Linked DNA regions of Homo sapiens: all the other regions are linked to region 5. The links are chromatin loops, found by intact Hi-C in ENCODE. Cell type or tissue: dorsolateral prefrontal cortex. All regions are shown on one strand. Region 1 has its middle 7.3 kb from the start of MIR3649. Region 2 overlaps WNT5B (Wnt family member 5B). Region 3 overlaps WNT5B (Wnt family member 5B). Region 4 has its middle 13 kb from the start of CACNA1C-IT2. Region 5 has its middle 3.1 kb from the start of LINC00940.

What was found. Peaks named below come from ENCODE experiments on the same cell type or tissue, not always from the same donor. Only the 100,000 strongest peaks of a DNase experiment are listed, where the experiment ranks them.
Region 1: it touches region 5 in a loop (6-fold over the local background); 97 of 110 quality-filtered maps call a loop at or near these places.
Region 2: it touches region 5 in a loop (6-fold over the local background); 60 of 110 quality-filtered maps call a loop at or near these places.
Region 3: it touches region 5 in a loop (6-fold over the local background); 101 of 110 quality-filtered maps call a loop at or near these places.
Region 4: a loop joins it to region 5, with 4 times the contacts of the local background. A loop is called at or near these places in 26 of 110 quality-filtered maps.

What each region holds. Positions count from the first base shown.
Region 1 is chr12:1,651,056-1,655,055 of GRCh38, reverse strand. No RefSeq gene overlaps it. Among named protein-coding and RNA genes, the nearest start is that of MIR3649, 7.3 kb to the left of the region's middle. In dorsolateral prefrontal cortex, a CTCF peak has its summit at 2,078; a DNase peak (open chromatin) is centred at 2,075; H3K27ac peaks cover 3,794 bases.
Region 2 is chr12:1,632,362-1,636,361 of GRCh38, reverse strand. It overlaps WNT5B (Wnt family member 5B), which reads right to left. Exons shown (of 5, transcript NM_032642.3): 3 at 3,457-3,704. Among named protein-coding and RNA genes, the nearest start is that of WNT5B, 5.1 kb to the right of the region's middle. In dorsolateral prefrontal cortex, a CTCF peak has its summit at 1,571 (motif pointing left); DNase peaks (open chromatin) are centred at 1,561 and 3,546.
Region 3 is chr12:1,642,344-1,646,343 of GRCh38, reverse strand. WNT5B (Wnt family member 5B) reads right to left here. Exons shown (of 5, transcript NM_032642.3): 5 at 1-550. The coding sequence ends at 92. Among named protein-coding and RNA genes, the nearest start is that of WNT5B, 15 kb to the right of the region's middle. In dorsolateral prefrontal cortex, a CTCF peak has its summit at 1,617; a DNase peak (open chromatin) is centred at 1,633; H3K4me3 peaks cover 1,293 bases; H3K27ac peaks cover 2,312 bases.
Region 4 is chr12:2,032,978-2,036,977 of GRCh38, reverse strand. It overlaps a transcript of CACNA1C not described here. Among named protein-coding and RNA genes, the nearest start is that of CACNA1C-IT2, 13 kb to the left of the region's middle. RefSeq lists a silencer at 1,747-2,036. In dorsolateral prefrontal cortex, CTCF peaks have their summits at 1,694 and 1,895 (motif pointing right); DNase peaks (open chromatin) are centred at 1,527 and 1,897; H3K4me3 peaks cover 1,640 bases; H3K27ac peaks cover 2,317 bases.
Region 5 is chr12:1,937,718-1,941,717 of GRCh38, reverse strand. It overlaps a transcript of DCP1B not described here. Among named protein-coding and RNA genes, the nearest start is that of LINC00940, 3.1 kb to the right of the region's middle. In dorsolateral prefrontal cortex, CTCF peaks have their summits at 1,330 and 1,534 (motif pointing right); DNase peaks (open chromatin) are centred at 1,527 and 1,817; H3K4me3 peaks cover 545 bases; H3K27ac peaks cover 2,493 bases.

The DNA.
Region 1 (4,000 bases), 290 kb after region 5:
GGCCGGAAGAGCAGATTGGAAAAGGGAGTTCAGAAGCTTAGTCCATGGTCCTGTCCGCTCAAGATCAGACATGCTTGGAGCTCTGCTGAATTTTAATCTTCACTCTTATTCAAAACCATTGACTCCTAACGCCTGGGAAAGCCAGTGGAGAGAGGGCTTCCCTCTGAGTAAATTCGAGGGAAGCATGTGGTAGAGAATACCCATGGCTGTCTTGTAAAATGAAGCCCCCAGGCACCAGCTCTAAATTCCCTACCGAATGTGACTTACTCATCTAGTTCCATCGTCCAAGGCCCCAGTTTTCTCTTTGCTTCAATATGTACATCAATATACTATCTTCAACTTTTGTAGCATTTTCTATGCTGTTTAGCCCTGTATGCATTATCTGTTTCCTTTTTTTTTTTTTTTTTTTTTTGAGACAGGGTCTCACTGTAACCCCAGGCTGGAGTGCAGTGGCACGATGATGGTTCACTATAGCCTTGAACTCCTAGGCTCAAGCAATCCTCCCACCTCACCCCCGGCCAGTAGCTGGGACTACAGGTATGTGCCACCATGCCTGGTTTTTTTTTTATACAGGGTCTCACTGTTACCCAGGCTGGAAGGAATGCAGTGGCGTGATCATGGCTCACTGCAGCCTCGAACTCTTGTGCTCAGGTGATCCTCCCACTTTTGCCTCCTGAGTAGCTGGGACTACAGGCAGGCACCACCATGCCCAGCTAATTTTTTGTGTTTTTTTAATAGAGACAGGGTCTCACTATGTTGCCCAGGCTGGTCTCGAACTCCTAGACTCATGCAATCCGTCTACTTCAGCCTCCCAAAGGGCTGGGATTACAGGCATAAGCCACTGCATTCAGCCTTTTTTTTTTTTTTTTTTTTTTTTTTGTGGAAACAGGGTCTCACTGTGTTGCTCAGGCTGGTTCAAACTCCTGGTCTCAAGTGATCCCCCTGCCTCAGCACCCCCAAAATCTTGGGATTGCAGGCATGAGCCACCGCACCTTGCCTGTTTACTTTAGATTTGGGATCCCCAAGTTCCCCCTGCCATATGCCCCTACCAAATGAAATCTCTCTAGTCACTCTTCTCATTCAACATTCATGGTGGCAAGACGAGGAAGATTATTGTACACTCCCTGAGACTTAGAAGGAAATGGGCACCTGTTATTTCAGCTGACCAGATTCCTTACCCAGAAATCCACCTGAAAGAGGTCTGGAGTCAGCATGAATTACTAGCTGTGTGAGGTGAGGGATGCCGCTTCACCACTCTGAGTGTTAGCTTTCCCATCTGAAACACGTGGATAATATTGGCTACACTGCAGAGGCCCTGAGAGGATTACATGTAATGTATGTAAAGCAGCTGGTACACAGTAGTACTCAATAAATGGTAGCTATAATTATTACTCACCTCCTTCATCATAATCTTCAAGCATGAAAAGTACTGTGGGTGTCTTGAGGGTCCAGCCGAGCAGGACAAGGCATTCCTTTCATGTTTTCTTTCCTAACTGCATTGCCCTCCTCACTCATTCTTTTAAAACTAAGTAAAATAAGACTGACCTAATTCTTCCCACATTTATCCAAATGAAAAATCTAGAACTCAGCTTTGCTGCTCTCCAGATTCTGTTTTCTGCCATCAATCCGCAAGGACACACCACCCAACTTTTTTTTAAATTTACAATTTTTTTTTGAGACAGAGCCTTGCTCTGTCGCCCAGGCTGGAGTGCAGTGGCATGGTCTCCACTTACCACAACCTCTCCCTCCCAGTTCAAGCGATTCTCCTGCCTCAGCCTACTCAGTAGCTGGGATTACGGGGGTGCAGGCTACCACACCTGCCTAATTTTTTTGTATTTTTAATAGAGATAGGGTTTCACCTTGTTGGCCAGGCTGGTCTCGAACTCCTGACCTCAAGTGATCCCCCCCCCCCCCCGCTTCGGCCTCCCAAAGTGCTGGGATTACAGGTGTGAGCCACCGCGCCCAGCCAAAAAAAAAAAAAAAAAAATGTTTTTTTGAACCAAGGTGCGGGCCAGAGCTATTCGGCTAGAACTGAGAAGATAGCGACACTGTGTGGTCACATGCAGAACTGCAGACCAGTCTGGAGTGGGTTCCAGGCTGATCATTTGCTCCGACCTAAGGCCGTGATATCTGTCAGATGAGACGTTAGGTCCATTAAAAAGTTTACTTGCATGTTAGAAAATAAAATGAGGAAGGAAACATAGCACCTAAAAAGCGTGAGTGTAATTATTTCCTATTTCACAGACGTGTCCTGCCTGTCATAGCATTCAAGGTCTATATGGCTTTTGCTGTCAAAACAAAAAGGACAAAAGAAGGCCAGCCACAGGGCGTAAGTCAGTTTTCTTTCTTTCTTTCTTTCTTCTTTTTGAGACAGAGTTTCGCTGTATTTGCCCAGGCTGCTGGAGGTGCAATGGTGCCATCTCAGCTCACTGCCACCTCCGCCTCCCGGGTTCAAGCGATTCTCCTTGCCTCAACCTCCCAAGTAGCTGGGATTACAGGCACCCACCACCACGCCCGGCTAATTTTTGTATTTTTTAGTAGAGACGGGGTTTCACCATGTTGGCCAGGCTGGTCTCGAACTCCTGACCTCAGGTGATCCGCCTGCCTTGGCCTCCCAAAGTGCTGGGGTTACAGGCGTGAGCCACCACACCCGGCTGTAAGTCAGTTTTCAAATGCCTGCTGGGTGCCCCCAAGAGCCGTGGAAGATTTGCAGAAACATCCTGGCAACCCTTACCCCTCTCAGGTCTTACTTTTTGGCATGCTCAGACCTTGAAGAATGAGGAAAATGTATGAAGGAAGCAATTGATACTGTAGAGTGGTCCTGTCAGAGGGAAGATACCTTTAAATCATCCACAGGGATGACTGGCCTTCAAATACAGCTCAGTATTGAAAAATGAATGCACCTGCAGGGCAGAATACCAGCCAGGGGCTGTCACTGACTCTAGTCTATTCTCTGCTTCTTAGCAACTTGGCTGCCTGAACCCTGCAAGGTAGATGAATGGGTGTGTGTCCTATCCTGGGTTATTCAGAGAACAGAAGCCTTCCTCTTCACACTAGTGGGCTCAGGTTTTTCCTTATTTTAGACAATCCTCAGGACTTGTTCCATAATTATGCATTTTCACAGATAAAAGACTCCTCAGTAAAGCTATCATGAGAATTTCCAGAGTAAATACTTAGGGGTCTCATTCACACCAACTGGATTATGTGTTCTCTGGATCTAACCATCCGCCGAGAAATTTATGAGAACGTGAGCAGTTCCTCTCACCTTGATGAGTTCTTCAGCCCCTCCACTCATTGACTTGAACTGCTGCAAAGTCATGCAATGGTGGACAGAGCCCTGACCAGAAGCCCCTCCTGGGAATCTGGGACAAGGACCAGGAGAGATTCAGAGTCCCTTCCTGGGGCTGGAACTGTGAGAGAGAGAGAGAGAGAGAGAGAGAGAGAGAGAGAGACCTCAGAGGAGAGAGGAGGAAGGGAGAGGGATCCAGAGGTGTCCAGGTCAGCTCCTGAAGACCCTGGCGTCTTTGAGACTCTTGGGACCCTCATGTCATACTCCTTCTTCATAATCTGACTCAAATTGGTTTCTATTACTTGCAATTTTGATAGAACAAATGATATGATGGACCACGCAGTTAATCACATTATGCCTCAGTTTCCTTGTCTGTTCATGAAGAAACATCATTCATTCATTCACTCAGCAAATATCTATTGAGTGCTTTCTTTGTGCTAGGCACTGTTGTGGGTGATGGCAGACATAGCAGGGAACAAAAGAGGTATCAAAACTTCCCTTATGAAACGTAACTGCTGCTAAGAAGTCTCTGGAAATAAATATACGAAAGACGTAACTTCCAAATCAGGGACCAGCCGAAGAGCTGGCTGACCCAACAGGCAGAGCACCAATATGGAATGAGGCCAGGGTCACTTCAAACAGTACTCACTCCTTTTGGCTTTACAGTGAGATTGGATCAAAAGGGTTCACCTTTTCTATAGTGTCTGTTCT
Region 2 (4,000 bases), 310 kb after region 5:
CGCCTAGGGTTGGGGGTTGGGGTACGCAGAGTGACAGTTAACGGGTGTGCAGTTTCTCTGTGGAGCGGTGAAAATGTTATGGGATTAGACAGTGCTGATAGTTGCACAGCCTTGTGAATATGCTCAAAGCCACTGAATTTACACTTTAAAATGCTGAATTTCATGGTATGGGAGTTATGTATCTCAATAAAGCTGTTATAAGAAATAACAAATGATACTTATAGGGACTTAGATATGGAGAGAAGGGAGTGATTCTTAGCAGGAAACAGATTCAATCCTGATCTCAGAGATTAAACCAGGCAGAATCCCAGAGTCTTGTCTTGGAAGGTAGAAAGGGAAGCAGTCTGCAATCAACCGAGAGGTCTAGAGAAATCTCTCCCTTGGCCCTACTTCTTGATTATCTGGGCATGACACAGTGAAGTTTACAAACAGACCATGCTGAGTGAGTCCGTTTTTCTCTATTAACCAGTGGCTGGCTTCTGGTCAGTTGTGAAATAGGAATAGCCCAAGAAAAACCGAAATGATGGCAGGAAGTTACACTCATGATTCAGCCGACAGGACCCGGTCTACGGGGCTCAGAATGTGACAAGGAGCACTGGGGATGGTAAGATGGCCAAAGAGCCTCTCAGGGAGGAGGGTCTGGGCCCCACTTTGAGGAATTCATCTCCTTAAAATGCAGCCTCAACCACCTGACATGGCATCCTGGAACGGAGGGAGCCTCCCAAGCTTCAGCCCCGAGCTACCCTCCATAGCCACCGGAAGCTTTCCCTCTACACAGTTCCTCAGACCAGTGGGCTAGGTTTTCAAAGCAATCCATTCCATCTTTTTCAAATGACTCCAATCACCAGAATGCTCCTTCTTGTATTAAGCTGAAATACGCCTCCTTATGATTCCTGCCTGCTGCACTTGCACTCTGCTATAATCCCTTTCCCATTTGACAGCTCTTCAGTGTTTGAAAACAACTATTAAGCCTTTTACGTTTTCACTTTTCCAAGCTACATATGTCTGATTTATTTCTATCATTCTTTAGCAAACATGCTTTTCAGAGTTGAATCAGCCTTCTCAGAATTGCCTTCTAAAATCACGTACCTGCAGCTGAACTAACACACCAGACGTTCTGTACTCTGACAGTTCGAACCTATCATGACTGTTTGGGATCCTGATTTGTCCTCCGGTGCGCTGCCTGCCTCTTTCAGTCGGGTCTTCATCAGAAGCTGAGTGTGGGCAGCTCTGCCTTCACGGGGCAGCCTTTGGGCCCTTGGGTAAGCCTACTAAGTACCATCTACTGTTGCTACCTTCAGCAAGAAAGAGATAATTCGGGGCTTCAGAATGGATAAGCAACGTGGGGGTTTATCTATATACGCAACAGTTCAGGTTGAATCTCTAACCATCTCAAGAATAAACGGCTAAAAAAAAGCAGCCGTGAGCTACTAGAGGGACATGCGTCTTTTCCCTACAGGAGACAGCAGAACAATTTCATGCCCTCTCTGTTCCATAGCAGCCCAAGTTGCCTCCAAACTCCCTAGGCAGAAGCTGGGCAACGGGCCGAGGCTCCTCCGAGCTGCTCTGCCGCCCTCTGGTGACCGACTTTTGCAGCAGCTTCAAAGGAGAAAGGAAGCCTTAGACGGTCCTTCTCAAGATAGGGAGAGGGAGGACTCACCAGGAGCTACTCTGGGCTCAGGGGGGAGGAAGGGAGGACAGCCTCCTAGGTAGCATGAGCCTTCAGTGATGCTATAAAAAGGAAGGGGGAAAATTAGGCAAACAGAAGGGTTCCATTTTGTAACGGAATAGGGCACAGAGAGATGGGCTCTCTTCGACAGGGTTTGCTTTCGCTGGCCACCTAGTGCACATCTGAACCCAGCGGAGTGTCTTTTCCTGCCAACCCCTTTCTTTCCTAAAGTACAGCCTCACTTTGGGGCCTTTATGCACACGAAATACACATGAAAAGGATCTAGCCAACATCAGGCCTACTTTAGGTCTTCAATAAACATTAACTCCACTGAAGAGATTAGAGGAGACTCTGCACCTGGGCCGTCCTAGTTTCATTGCCCAAAACGCAGGGCAGGAAGTGCTGCCAAGATTTTCGCCAGAAAGAAGAGACAAGTGCCAGGTGGGTTTGAGAAGAATCAATAAACTATGAGTAAATCCCACTAAAACCCCAAGTCTACTCTTTTGGGAAAGCTGCCCCAGGAACACTAGGACCTTCCTTTTATGCACCCTGAGTTGATACCGAAGGAAGCAAGAGAGCAGCAAGTTTCAATGTGTACTTTTCCCATCTTTAATTCCCTCTCTCTCTTTAGAAAAAAAAAATTTTTTTTATAGAGACAGAGGTCTCACTATGTTACCCAGGCTGGTCTTGAACTCCTGGCCTCAAGGAATCCTCCTGCCTCAGCCTCCCAAGGTGCTGGGATTACAGGCGTGAGCTACTGCATTGGGCATTACTTCTCAATATGGGACAGAGAGGGTAGGGAAAGAGGTCTGGAATAAGTGGGAGGGGGAAGGAGCCTTCCAAGTATCCTCCCTAAGAGAGGAGCACGAAGAAATCTCTACCTCCCCAACTCCCCTCCCAGGCTGAAATCCCTCTCTGGGGAAACTCCAGCCTCAGGTAACCTTTTGAAGGGAGGTGTTCTGGGAGAATGTCAGGCAGAAGGAACACAGCATTCTAACACTTCCCTTTTATGGCCCTGGGGATAAGACCCAGTAGAATAGGGCCGGATTTCTCAATTTCTTGCCAGAGAGGAGAGGATTGCATTTCAAAAGGACCTAAAACAATTAGACCTCAGATCACACCTCCATCTAAGCAATAGGGTGGCCCAAGAATCCTTGGCCAGCAGTGGGAGAGGGGAAGGGACAGGAATCCAGAAGACTTGGCCCTCTCCCTCTCATCTTTTCTTTCGTCTGACCCCTTCCCCCATGTTCACACATCTCTTTCAAAAGAAAAAGCTGGGACTGGATGGGGTTGGGTTAGTGACAGCTATCAACACTTTGGCCGACATTTCTATCTCTCTGTCAAAGGTTGAAGTGGAAGAGGCAAAAATCCAACAGACATTCAGGGCTGCAATTTCTGGTTCTCTACCCAAGGCTCTTTTTTGCACTGAGACACAAAGGCAGTGGCGGTGGGCGGCTCTCCTAATCCACTCTAAGTCAACTCAGATGTCCTGCCCCCTCTCAGTGAGTCCCAAGCAACCTGCCCCCTCTCAGTGAGTCCCAAGCAACCTGCCCCAAGTGAGGCTGGAAGGCAGAGAGCTAGAGGAACATCAAGCGTGTGGTTTCTGCAGCCTCCCAGAGCCTGCTTCCTCGTGTGCCTCTCTCGTGGTGCACACTGCTGCCAAGCCTAGAGAGAGCCCACTTAGGCTGCCTTTGGGCTCTCCCTGTGCCAGTCCTGAGAGAGCTTAATTGCTCCCAAACGAGACGAGTGCAGTTCCTTGGCCGAGCCCTCTTGTAATGGCCTCTTACCTATCTGCATGACTCTCCCAAAGACAGATGCGTTGTCCGCTGTGCTGCAATTCCACCGCCGCTGCCGGAACTGGTGCTGGCATTCCTTGATGCCAGTCTTGGCTCCCTCCCCTATGTAGGCCATGTGCTCCTGGTACAATTGGCACAGCTTCCTCTGGCCAGGGGAGAGCCCGGGAAGCTGACTGCACACGGGCTGGGCACCGATGATAAACATCTCGGGTCTCTGCACCGGGTTCAAAGCTAATGACCTAGGACAGCAATCCAGAAAGGGGAAAAAAAGGCCCAGGAGTGAGCATACGCCTGTGTGCAGCATTAAGTCATTCATTCAACACATTTATTGAATGCGTCCCTGTGTACAAGGCCCTGGAAAGAAAAATTAGTAAATCAGAGTGCTGGCCTTCAAAGGACAAACTGAAGGAATCTGAGGCATGAACACAAAGGACATGCGAGATGCCAAATGCCCCAGACAGACTCTGGATATGCTTCTGGATCTGCTGTGATCAGATAGGAAAATAGCCCTTATGGCTGAAGAGAAGCCTTTATA
Region 3 (4,000 bases), 300 kb after region 5:
TTATACAAATATAAAATAGATTTATATAGATTTATATAATATAGACCTTTGTGAGGCAGAGTGCAGGGGGGCCGGGAGCAGGCCCTCCGGGCTATTTACAGATGTACTGGTCCACGATCTCCGTGCACTTCTTACACCTGACGAAGCAGCACCAGTGGAACTTGCAGTGGCAGCGCTCCACCTGCACGCTCTTGAACTGGTTGTAGCCACGCCCGCAGCACATGAGCTCACAGCCATCCATGCCCTCCGAGGTCTTGTTGCAGAGGCGGCCCTGCGTGCCCAGGGAGCCCGTGCTCTCGTTGCGCAGGCAGTAGTCGGGGCTGGGGTCCACATAGACCAGGTCCTCCGGGGTGGGCTGGGTGAAGCGGCTGTTGACCAGCTCCAGCCGGCCCTTGCGGGTGACGCGCATGGCGGCCGCGCTGTCGTACTTCTCCTTCAGCCGGTCCCCGACCTTGCGGAACTCGGCCAGCTGCAGCCAGCAGGTCTTGAGGCTGCAGGACCCCGAGACGCCGTGGCATTTGCAGGCTACGTCTGCCATCTTATACACAGCCTAGGGGAAGAGAAAGAAGGCAGTAAGAAGGAGGATCCCGGTGGAAGAGGCCCAGAGGGTGGCTGGGGTAGCCACAGGCCTAGTACACAGGAGGGGCCGGTAGGGTAGGGGATAGATAGCTTTTCAAATGCATGCAAAGATCTTTCCAAGATGCTCAGGTGCTCAGGGGGAAAACATAAAAGAGGCACCACAGAAAAGAACCCTGGGGCGGCAAGGCAACTTGTCCCCATCAGCCGGGAGGATGGCACCAGGCACTTTCACTTTCTACTCTACTGGTTTCTCATTCCTCAAAACCTGTTACAATCAATGCATCCTTTTCACAATCGGAAAACAAAGATATCTCCATCTTGATCAAAGCCTCAAACAAATAAATAATAACCAACAAAATACAGCCAGGCACTGTGGCTGGTGCCTGTAGTCCCAGCTACTGGGGAGGCTGAGGAAGGAGGATCACTTGAGCCCAGGAATTTGAGGATGCAGCAAGCTATGCTTGTGCCACTGCACTCCAGCCTGGGCAACAGGGCAAGACTCCATCTCTAGAAACAAAGCAAAACAAAACAAAATAACAAAATGTGTCCAGCTTTTGCGTAATAGGAGCACAAGTCAGAAAAAAGAATCCAATTGTATCACAAGCCTATCACAGAAATCACTGGCATAGCCGTGGTTAGCCCAAAACTCTCCCTGATCCTGTCAAATACCCTGAGAATTAAATGGTCCCTTTCCCCATGTTACCATGTAGTCACTAACTCCATAGAGTCATCAGGAGTCTTGCCATACACCATCCATTTGTGAGCAAGACCACCGTCTTCCTCCCGAGCAGCCCCCAGACGCCCCCTTGGGAGAGCTGGAGTAACACAGTGAAGCAACGTGCAAGGGAACTGCAAGCAGCTGGGCCTGCCTGCAGGAGCGGTTCATCTAAAACAAGTCTACCCCAGAAGTCACAGAACCGCCACAACGTGGAGTAGATTTGAACTTGAGTTATCCCAAATCAAAATGTAAAAGCAAGAGCAGACCAGAAAGCTGCTTACAGAGTGCTTTTCAACGGCAGCATGCTGACGCACCATGGCAACCAACCCTGGCAGCAGGCCTAGACGTGCAGATGGCGGGATGAAAACGCAAGCCGGCTGCAGAGCATTTTCTTATGCATGGCTATTGTCACCAACTGAGTCAGGACTCATTTTTCAAGGGTTTCTCTTAGATTTCTTTTCAAGAGCCCCCAGATTGTGTCTTTATTCAGAGCTAAGCAGAGACCACTGCAGGTGCAAGAGACAGCACAGCCATCATCAGTGCATATGACTGTTGGCAAAAGTCTTCCTGAGTTTTTTCTGGTACGGAATTATTCCCACTATTTTATGGTGGAGAAACTGAAGCTCTAGAGAGGCTCACTAACCTCCAAGGCCACCCAGAAAGGACTCAGAATAACAAGCACTTATCCACTCCAATCTCGGGGCTTAAAGCTGGCTTAGAGCAGAGGAGGAAGGAAGGCTCTCCCCAAGGTTAAAGGCACCAGCACTTAGCCGGGCAGCTCCAGGTCCAAGACATAAAGGAACTGACACCCCATCCTGACAGACACTTCAAAGATGGGGCCTGCAATGACCCTTCCATCCCAAATGCCCTGGGTCTGAGCTGCAGCCTGACATTCCTCTGGAAATGGTCCTTGGCTTAGAGATGGATGACAGGCGTCTGGCACTGCTGAGAGGAGGAAACATTAAGGGTTGGAAACTGTGCACTTTGCCACTTAGCAACTCGGAGCACGGATAAGCATCTCTTGCAGGGGCAAACACTCAGACAGAGTTGGGGAAGGAGAGTCGGAGCAAGACCCTGCAGGGCAAGGACCAGAATTTTAGGAAAACAAATCCAAGAGGAAGTGCACCAGCTTAAACACCCCCTCCATCCTTCCCTGAATTCAAAGACATTGTAGAGATAGGAATATCTGCAATTTTTTTCATATTTTACTACTGATTTTATATATATATATGTATATATACAAAATCTCCTTTTGTAGATATATATATATATATATAGGCTCCTTTTGTAGGCGATAGGGGGAAATGCCGATTTTCAGCCCAGACTGCTAATTCAAAAAGCAAAAAAAAAAAAAAAAAAAGCTTTCAAAAATGTTTTAGTTCGCCGGGCATGGTGGCTTATGCCTGTAATCCCAGCACTTTAGGAGGCCAAGGCGGGCGGATCACCTGAGGTCGGGAGTTCAAGACCAGCCTGACCAACATGGAGAAACCCCGTCTCTACTAAAAATGCAAAATTAGCCCAGGCGTGGTGGCACATGCTTGTAATCCCAGCTACTAGGGAGGCTGAGGCAGAAGAATCGCTTGAACCTGGGAAGCAGAGGTTTGCAGTGAGCCGAGATCGCGCCATTGCACTCCAGCCTGGGCAACAAGAGCGAAACTCCGTCTCAAAAAAAAAGAAAAAAGTTTTAGTTCTACGATCTGTCCCTGGAAAAGCGCCTCTCAGCTCCTCTTCCACTTCTATCTAATGGTGTGCTGAGCCTGGTGACAGACAGGAATGTTACAGGATTAGGCACCAGGCTTTTATCTGGAAAATGCTTAGAAATCCTTGAGTGGCAAAACACCATCAGCCACTGGTGTTGCCGCCACCGTCTAAGAAGGAGCTACTAGATGCTCTTGCAGGCCAAGAGAAACTTCTGGCAAAGTAGCCTAAGATTTACTCTGTGTCAAGACATCAGATCCTGGATAATCTTTTTTTCTTTTTAATATGGTTCTAAAATACTTGTCTATTTTCCATCCCAGCCATCACTCAGTCCTTGCTGGAGAACTTTGTGTGTAGGTGTGAGGAGGCAAGCAGTGAATACCTCTGGCCTCAGATGGTGACTGATGGCCGAGGCCTGTTCCTTGGAGAGAGGATAAAAAATAAAGGGGGCCAGGAATTCCCAACCTGAAGCAGGCAGAGGCAAAGGGAGAGATAAGGAGTTAAGGAAGAGGAGAGGTGTGGGGCCTGAAGGAAGGGGCTAAGCGGGGAGACAGACAGGGAAGGTGAGCAAGCCAGGAACAAGCCTGATGGGAGGGAAGGCTGCCAGATAACAGCCCGGACAAGACAACAAACAATTAAGGGCAATAAAGTGAGACCCAGCAGCAGGGGAAAGGGGAAGAGTGGGTGTCACCTGCCTGATCACAGGCACGTGCAGACACCACAGCGCAGCTCAGCAGAGCCACAAGCAGCCTCCGTGAATCTGACCTCTCCCGAGGAGGCAACACGGAACTCCTCTGTGTATATCCATTTGTCCCACCCACATACAGCACATACAGGGTTGAAGCAAAGGGGCAGAGAGGGCAATCCCTGCCCACAGGAACCTACCGCCAACCTACCAAGGCAAAGGTAGATAGAGTAAGGAATACCTGAGAAGAGCAAGAATGCCCGATTGAAGATCAGGTGGGAGAAAAACTACTAACAATGGGGACTGGGGAGGGCAGTGTT
Region 4 (4,000 bases), 95 kb before region 5:
TGGTCTCTTGCCGCTGGTGTGGAGCCTTTGTTTTGCTGTTAGCAAACCTTCCTCCCAGGGTACCCCGAATCCTCCTGTGCTAACCCCTCCAGTGTCAAGACTAAGCAGCTACTCTGTAGCCCATTTCCTCATCTGGTCACTAAAGGGTTACCTGATAATGACTTAAGGTATAACCCTTCCTAGGGCATTTGCTTTTTAAAGATAGGAAAGGGGAGGCTGGGCGCCGTGGCTCATGCCTGTAATCCCAGCACTTTGGGAGGCCGAAGAGGGCAGATCACAAGGTCAGGGGTTCAAGGCCAGCCTGACCAACATGGTGAAACCCTGTCTCTACTAAAAAGACAAAAATTAGCCGGGCGTGGTGGCGCATGCCTGTAATCGCAGCTACTGGGGAGGCTGAGGCAGGAGAATCTCTTGAACCCGAGAGGCAGAGGTTGCAGTGAGCCAACATCGCACCTACAGCCTGTGTGACAAAGCAAGACTCTGTCTCAAAAAAAAAGATAGGAAAGGGGAGGGAGGATGAAAATCCACTGTCCCATACAACTGCCCTCTGCTGGGTGTTCATTTCTGAGCTCTCCAGAGCTAGAGGCTGGGGCAGCACCCACAAAGCCTGATTCCCCTTTTCTGTGCAATAGATGATCAGAGCGCCTACCCTGAAGTGACTTCTGGAAGGTCCAGCTGTGAGTGGCCCAGCCCACTCCACTGCTCATTCCTTCCCACGGCCCACTCAGACACTAAGGGATAGATGGCTTTCTGGACTAGGTCTACGTGGCATCATTTCAGATTTCAGCTACACGCTTTTCAATGCAACAAAGCGTTATTATTTCCACTAAGTATTGAATTGCACACGATACCAATGCAGCACTTGTCTAAAAGCTATGACATTTGAGAAGTCCTTGGGAACCATCCCTAACTCACCCTCCAACCCCATTTACCAGTAAAGAAAATAAACCCCAAAGAAGGTGTTACAAGAGATAACTTATTCACAAGACCGCAAAATTAGCACCAGAATCCTCTCCTCCCCTGAAGCAGAAGAGCCACAGCGTCTACCCTCAAGGAAAAAGACTTAAATCACAACGGTGGAGATTTAGATCCGGCATAAAGAAGAACTCGCTGGTAATGAACATGATTAAATACTAGAACAGACAGCCACAGGGAATTGTGAAATCGTCCTCCCCAGAGATATTTTAAAATAGGACAGTTAACCATCTGTCTGAGATGGTTTAAGTACCGTCCTGCCTCGGAAGTAGGAAAATAATAAGATGATCCCCTCACCTGTCGCATTTGTGGTTCTATAGGCACACCTGGCTGCAGGTGCACATATTATGGGGATCCCAGCTTGAATCTGGGCTGTGTCCCCTAGTGGCACTCAGATGAGTCCGCGCACTTACACAGCGTGGGAGGCCCACAGGGCTCTGTTGAGGTTGGGTGGGAAGGTGTCTGCACAGAAGAGGTTCGCACAGGAGATTCTGGGGAGAAAAGAAGGGAGGAGGAAGAAATGGAAATGTCTATTTCCCTGCACCCCATCACCTCCCGGCCGCTTGTAGCACCATCCTACCCACTCCCTGCCTTGCAAGCCTCATGACTGCCCCTCTTGCAGACAGAACCCAGGGGCTCCAAGAAACAGAGCCCTTCTTTGTTTCCAAATGACATCGCACATCATCCGGTAAGAGGAAAGAATGGTTTTCTCGTTTCCTTAAAACATCCAGAATGGCTCCGGCCAGGTGCAAATGACAGGAAAACGGCCTCCTTCAGGACTTGGAAGGTGGCAGTTCTGGAGCAGCAGGAGAACGTGCCTTGGCGCAGACGCCGGCGCCCCGCGGAGGGCCCGGGCACACGCGCCGGCGCAGGGGAGGCCACGCCCCCGGGCCTTGCGGTCTCCGCGCATCTCCGCGCACCAGCAGGGGGCGCCGGCACCTGAGGTGGACGACGGGGCTGTCGCGGTTGCGGCTCTGAACCGGCGTCGGCCTTTACCGTTTCCACGTGTGCCGCTTCCAGTGCCCAGACCTCCTTCTCCTCTTCACCCCCTCGCCTCGCCAGCTCCTAAGGCTTCTTCCCCTGTCCCGCAAAGTTGGATTCGGTGTCCCATAGCATCCTGTACTTTCCTAATTATATTTACACACAGAATGAAAATCACCTGTCTGCCTGTCTCTCCCCATTCCCATCTATAGATTCCTTGCACAGGGACTATCTGTTATTCACAGCTATATCTGCAGAGCCTGGCACGAAGGAGGCACTCCGAAAGGTGTTTTTTGAAGAAGTGAGTACATACATGAATGGGAAACTACGAGCTTAAATCACACTAGATGAGCCAGTTAGCCCTCGAATTATTTCAAAGTCGTCGGATATTGAACCAGCATATTACACTGGCCTTCTCTTTGAGCTGTGTGCTGGGGAAGTTTACTTTAGAGTAATAAAACAGAAAGTATTAAGAGGGACTCTTAGTATTAAATACCCACCACAGTACCCTCAACCTTAGTACCTCAGCCTCTGCCTGAGACCTCCGAGGGATGGAAATGCAGCCCCAGCTGGGCTTGTTCATCCCATCTCTGGACAACTCTGACCATGAGCAAGTTCTTTATCAGGTTGCGTGGAATCTCGTTCCTCTGACATCTTCCCTGTAGTTCTCTTTCAGTTATCTGGCATCTCACGGAGAAAGTGTACTCCCTTCCACACACCAGGGAGGCTTACAAAAAGGAACACGGCCTTGGATCTAAAAGGACTTGGATGTGGCAAAATCTTAACTTTCCCACACTAAGCATGTGAGTTTGGGCGAGTCACTGAACCGCTCTCTTCAAGCCTCAGTTTCATCATCTGTATAATAGGAATAAAGATATCCACCTCATGGGGTTGCTGTGAGGATTAAAATGAGTTAGTATGTTCCAACGGCCTAAGGTGTAGCAGATGTTAAAAATGTGGTCGTTATTATTATTAATAAATGTTGCAATACAGTTACTGTATTCTCTTCCTCCCCTCTCTACGAATCTTTGCTTCTCTAGGCCAGAACATGAGCCACTCTCCCATCCTCTTCCATGCTCCTCTGTCTTTCTCTGTCAGTGCTTCTCTCGGAACATGCTGCCAGCACTAAGCTGTCTTCGAGGGCAGTATGGCCAGGGCCAGGCAAACTCTCACCACCTCTATTTGGAATGCTAGACATCTATTCACGGTGCCTACATTTACTTTAACTTTATTGGCAGCTGCATCTGCTGAGGTTCCTGGGCATTTTGACTATGTTATTCTCACTTCTCTAGAGGGATGTTTGCTGGAGATTTGACCTGGGGAATGATTTTAAATGAGAGCGAGCTGGGATGTTGTTGTTGTTTTGTTGTTGTTGTTGTGTTGTTGTTTTCTCATGTTTTAGCATGAGGTTGCCAGAAAAACTTTGTCCTTAGGATTATACTGTGAATCATGTCCAAAGCTCTGAACACAATGCCCCCAAGCCCCAAGGACTCTGAGACTCCAGGAGACATATAGCCCAGAGGAGTGGAGATGAAGCTCCATTTTTCAGGAAAGAAGGGACAGTCGGCCTTATGTGTTTTGAAGATGTAAACATAGCCTGGGTTTGGAGAGAAAATGGGATCCATGTCCTGGGTTCCAGGGTGTCGGATGCCAGAGCTGCCCCCTCAGCATCCCAGGATAGACTTGCAGGCCAGGTGGTGGCCGAGCACATGGGCGGACTTGAGCCTGCAGAGGGCGGGCATCATGGGGGCATCTGTGTCAGGGCCAGAAAGAGGACCCAGCTGGACACAGAGACTGGCTTCACTTGTTCTGGGACATCCTGTCCACACCTTCCTCAGGGTTCCTTGTACGTCAAGGAATGGAGAATCAAGCACCTCCCCTCTGGAAGTGGAATGGCCAGCGGAACTCCCCCAGGGTGGGTTAGCTACATCACTGCACCTAACCAGGCACTGCCTGTCAGTGTCATAGGCTCACCTGGCATTTTACTCCACCACCCCCTACCTTCAGTTTAAAACCCTTCTGATCAAACTGGGAAACATTAATT
Region 5 (4,000 bases):
ACAGAAAGGAATACCATCAACATTAACAAAAAGGACGTCCACGCAAAAACCCCATCCGAAGGTCATCAGTGTCAAAGATAAATCCACGAAGATGGGGAAAAAACAGTGCAAAAAGGCTAAAAATTCCAAAAACCAGAATGCCTCTTCTCCTCCAAAGGATCACAACTCCTCGCCAGCAGGGGAACAAAACTGGATGGAGAATGAATTGACAGAAGTAGGCTTCAGAAGGTGGGTCGTTACAGACTCCTCCAAGCTAAAGGAGCATGTTCTAACCCAATGCAAGGAAGCTAAGAACCTTGAAAAAAGGTTACAGGAACTGCTAACTAGAATAACCAGTTTAGAGAAGAACATATATGACCTGATGGAGCTGAAAAACACAGCACGAGAACTTCGTGATGCATACATAAGTATCAGTAGCCGAATTGATCAAGCAGAAAAAAGGATATCAGAGATTGAAGATCAACTTAATGAAATAAAGCGTGAAGACAAGATTAGAGAAAAAAATGAAAAGGATGAACAAGGCCTCCAAGAAATATGGGACTATGTGAAAAGACCAAACCTACATTTGATTGGTGTACCTGTAAGTGATGGGGAGAATGGAACCAAGTTGGAAAACACTCTTCAGGATATTATCCAGGAGAACTTCCCCAACCTGGCAAGGCAGGCCAACATTCAAATTCAGGAAATACAGAGAACACCACAAAGATACTCCTCGAGAAGAGCAACCCCAAGACACATAATTTTCAGATTCACCAAGGTTGAAATGAAGGAAAAAATGTTAAGGGAGGCCAGAAAGGTCAAGTTACCCACAAAGGGAAGCCCATCAGACTAACAGTGGATATCTCTGCAGAAACCCTACAAGCCAGAAGAGAGTGGGGGCCAACATTCAACATTCTTAAAGAATAGAATTTTCAGGGGCCAGGCGCGGTGGCTCACACCTGTAAGCCCAGCACTTTGGGAGGCTGAGACAGGTGGATCACGAGGTCAGGAGATCGAGACCATCCTGGCTAACACGGTGAAACCCTGTCTCTACTAAAAATACAAAAAATTAGCCGGGCATGATGGAGGGCGCCTGTAGTCCCAGCTACTCGGGCGACAGAGCGAGACTCCGTTTCAAAAAAAAAAAAAGAATAGAATTTTCAACCCAGAATTTCATATCCAGCCAAACTAAGCTTCATAAGCGAAGGAGAAATAAAATCCTTTACACACAAGCAAATGCTGAGAGATTTTGTCACCACCAGGCCTGCCTTTCAAGTGTTTTTGTTTTGTTTTGCTTTTAGAAATCACGTCCTTCAGTACACCTGGTACTAAGAATTGAGCGGGTAGGAAAATTCTTTGCTTAGGTCACTCAGTAAATGCCAAGCTTAGTATGTTTCCTTAAATGTATGGAGCCACTTCAGAAGAATCAGTGTCTCTGTGAGAAGGGCTGTTCTCAGAGCTTAGTTCTTTATTAATAAGTCTGGTGGTTCTTTGAGCAGTGTGTAACTTCCATTGGGGAGCTCCGTGCGCACAGTGCACGCCGACCACCAGGTGGCAGTGTCGTCCCACAAGTTAACCTACAAAGGCTTTAATGAGCCTTTGGAAGTAACGACGGTTTTCTTTTACCAGACAAAGTAAACCTTTCATTTGTAAAAACCCAGTTGGCATGTTTTACCCAATCCTTTGAAGGAAGTTATTTCTAAAGGTATTTATAGCTAGTTTCTAGAGGATAGATGTTCTAGGAGTTGACAAATGGCCCAGATTTCCAGCAACACTTCATCCATCCCAGCCCATGAAGCAGCAGGATGTGCCCGCCTAAGCTTCCGAATGGATAGTATATCACCCTTAGCAGAACACGCTGAGGCGGAGGGCACAGGAGATTGTCACTGTGATGTTCAGGGCGTCATGATCTGCAAGCTGTGTAGCAGATCGAGTTTTATGTTCGCAGAGATGAGGAGCTTAATCTTGGAAGGAGTCAGAAGAGCCCCTGCCAAGTTGTTAAGAGTATCTATGGGAATTCGTCCCTGCTGAGTATTTGTAATAAATAAAGCTTTGCGTTTCAATAGCACTTCTTATTCTCGGATAATAAAAAGATCTTCGATTACTGCACAGCCGACAGGTGTTTTATTCTCATTTTATAGTTCATAAAATGGAAGCGTGAGGAAAACAGGTTTCCCTACCGTTTCTGAGACCTGGGCTTGGACTTTAAGCTCTAGACCTTTGTTCAGCCACAGCATCGAGTGAAAGCATTGTTAGAACACCACCTCCCCTACTCTCCCGCAGGAGGGTGCTTTTTCTTGTGAAGAGAAAGGGTGGGTGGAAAAGGGATTGACTGTTACTGAACCCCTGTTATGTGCCAGACCTTGGCGAGGAGTCTGCTGTGTTACCCTCCAACATTTAGGAAGGGGTGAGTTCTTTTGTTTCGTTGGTATCTCCTACAACATCTAACATAGTGATAAACCATGCAAAGTTTTCACAAAACACTTGAAATTAATAATTGCATATATGGTATCTCAATATTCTTATAAGGAGAACAGGGCGAGGACAGAGACACACTTGGATCTGTTATTCAAAGTCAGTGATCATAGTGCTTGCCTCAGCGATACATGCACAAAAATGGGACAAAATCAATGATCTGATTAACTGCTGGATTCAAAGTCAGTGATCGTAGTGCTTGCCTCAGCGATACATGCACAAAAATGGGGCAAAATCAATGATCTGATTAACTGCTGGCAACCTTAACAATGTATCTTTGATCTTAATTACATGTTTAGAGTTGCTTCGCTAGCTAAGGAGAGATGAATTCCATACTTAATGTTCCTAACGTATTTGCAGTAGCAAATGGCTAATTTCATGAAATATTTATTCTTTTGCTTCAGAACCGAGTAAATAAAACAGAAAGAATATCAGTTGCCGTACCTAATGTGAGAAGGTGCCCATGTTCTGATGCGACGGGGGAACAAACCCAAGCCCAGCATGGTCAGACCTGCCCTGCAGGCTTCAGTCGGGCCTTTCTAGGTCAACACCACAGTCATCTGTTTTGAAAAATAATAAATTCTCCATCCTTTACTGGAATACATCATTTTGAAAGGGACAGGCCCAATTCATTTAGACCAAAGACGAAGTCACCCTTCAAAGGGCAGTTGGTGATGGAGTGCTTATTTCTTCTATACAGCAAAGCAGATGAGAGTGTCTTTGTACAAAAGGACTTTCTCTAGTGAGTCCAAGAAATAGATCAAAAGGGTTATCTAAGGCACCCAAAGCTAGATTTCATAAATAAATGGGCTTTTCTTCTTCCCACTCAGCCCAAATTCTGAGAACATCATGGACGCCACTCCTTAGGTGCCACTGGCTCCCAGGCAGCAGTTTTCACCTGATTGAATCTCAGGTGCAGCCCTGAGATTTCTGTTCGTAGAGGCAGCCTTATCCAGTGCAGTGGGCTTCAGCCTGGTAGACGTTCCAGAAGCCAGAGCCGTCCGGTGTGGGGAAGAGCACCCAGCTATGGAGTCACACAGATCCGCCTTCAACTCCTGAACAAACACATCTTTGGGATGTTGTTTTCTCACTTAGAAAATGAAAGACCCTCACAAGGTCCATATGAGGATTAAATGGGAGCAACATATGGCAGACAGCCCCTCTGTGCCATGACTGTGGTGCGGGGGCCATGCTCCAGTTGTTGGGAGAGGCCCGCAGCTGCTGGGCCGGCCTTTGTTTGCCATCTACCAGGACCTGAGTGTTCAGCCTGGCATTGGCACTTAGGGATCTGTGGCCGCCTTGCTTTACCGCGTTCTCCCCCTCATTTCCTTATCAATGGAATGAAAACAGTAACACTTCTCCCTTCCTTATGAAGGAAGTGCCACAGCTCTTTAAGAGGTCCACATACCCAGCAGTATATTACTTGTAACATACCATGTCGGTATTGTTCTTGCCCCTGCCGTTATGGGTAAAGCACCACCTTAATTGCAAGGCGGGAGAAGGCAGTGCTATTTGATAGGATTTGTACTTCCTGGATCTTCTGAAA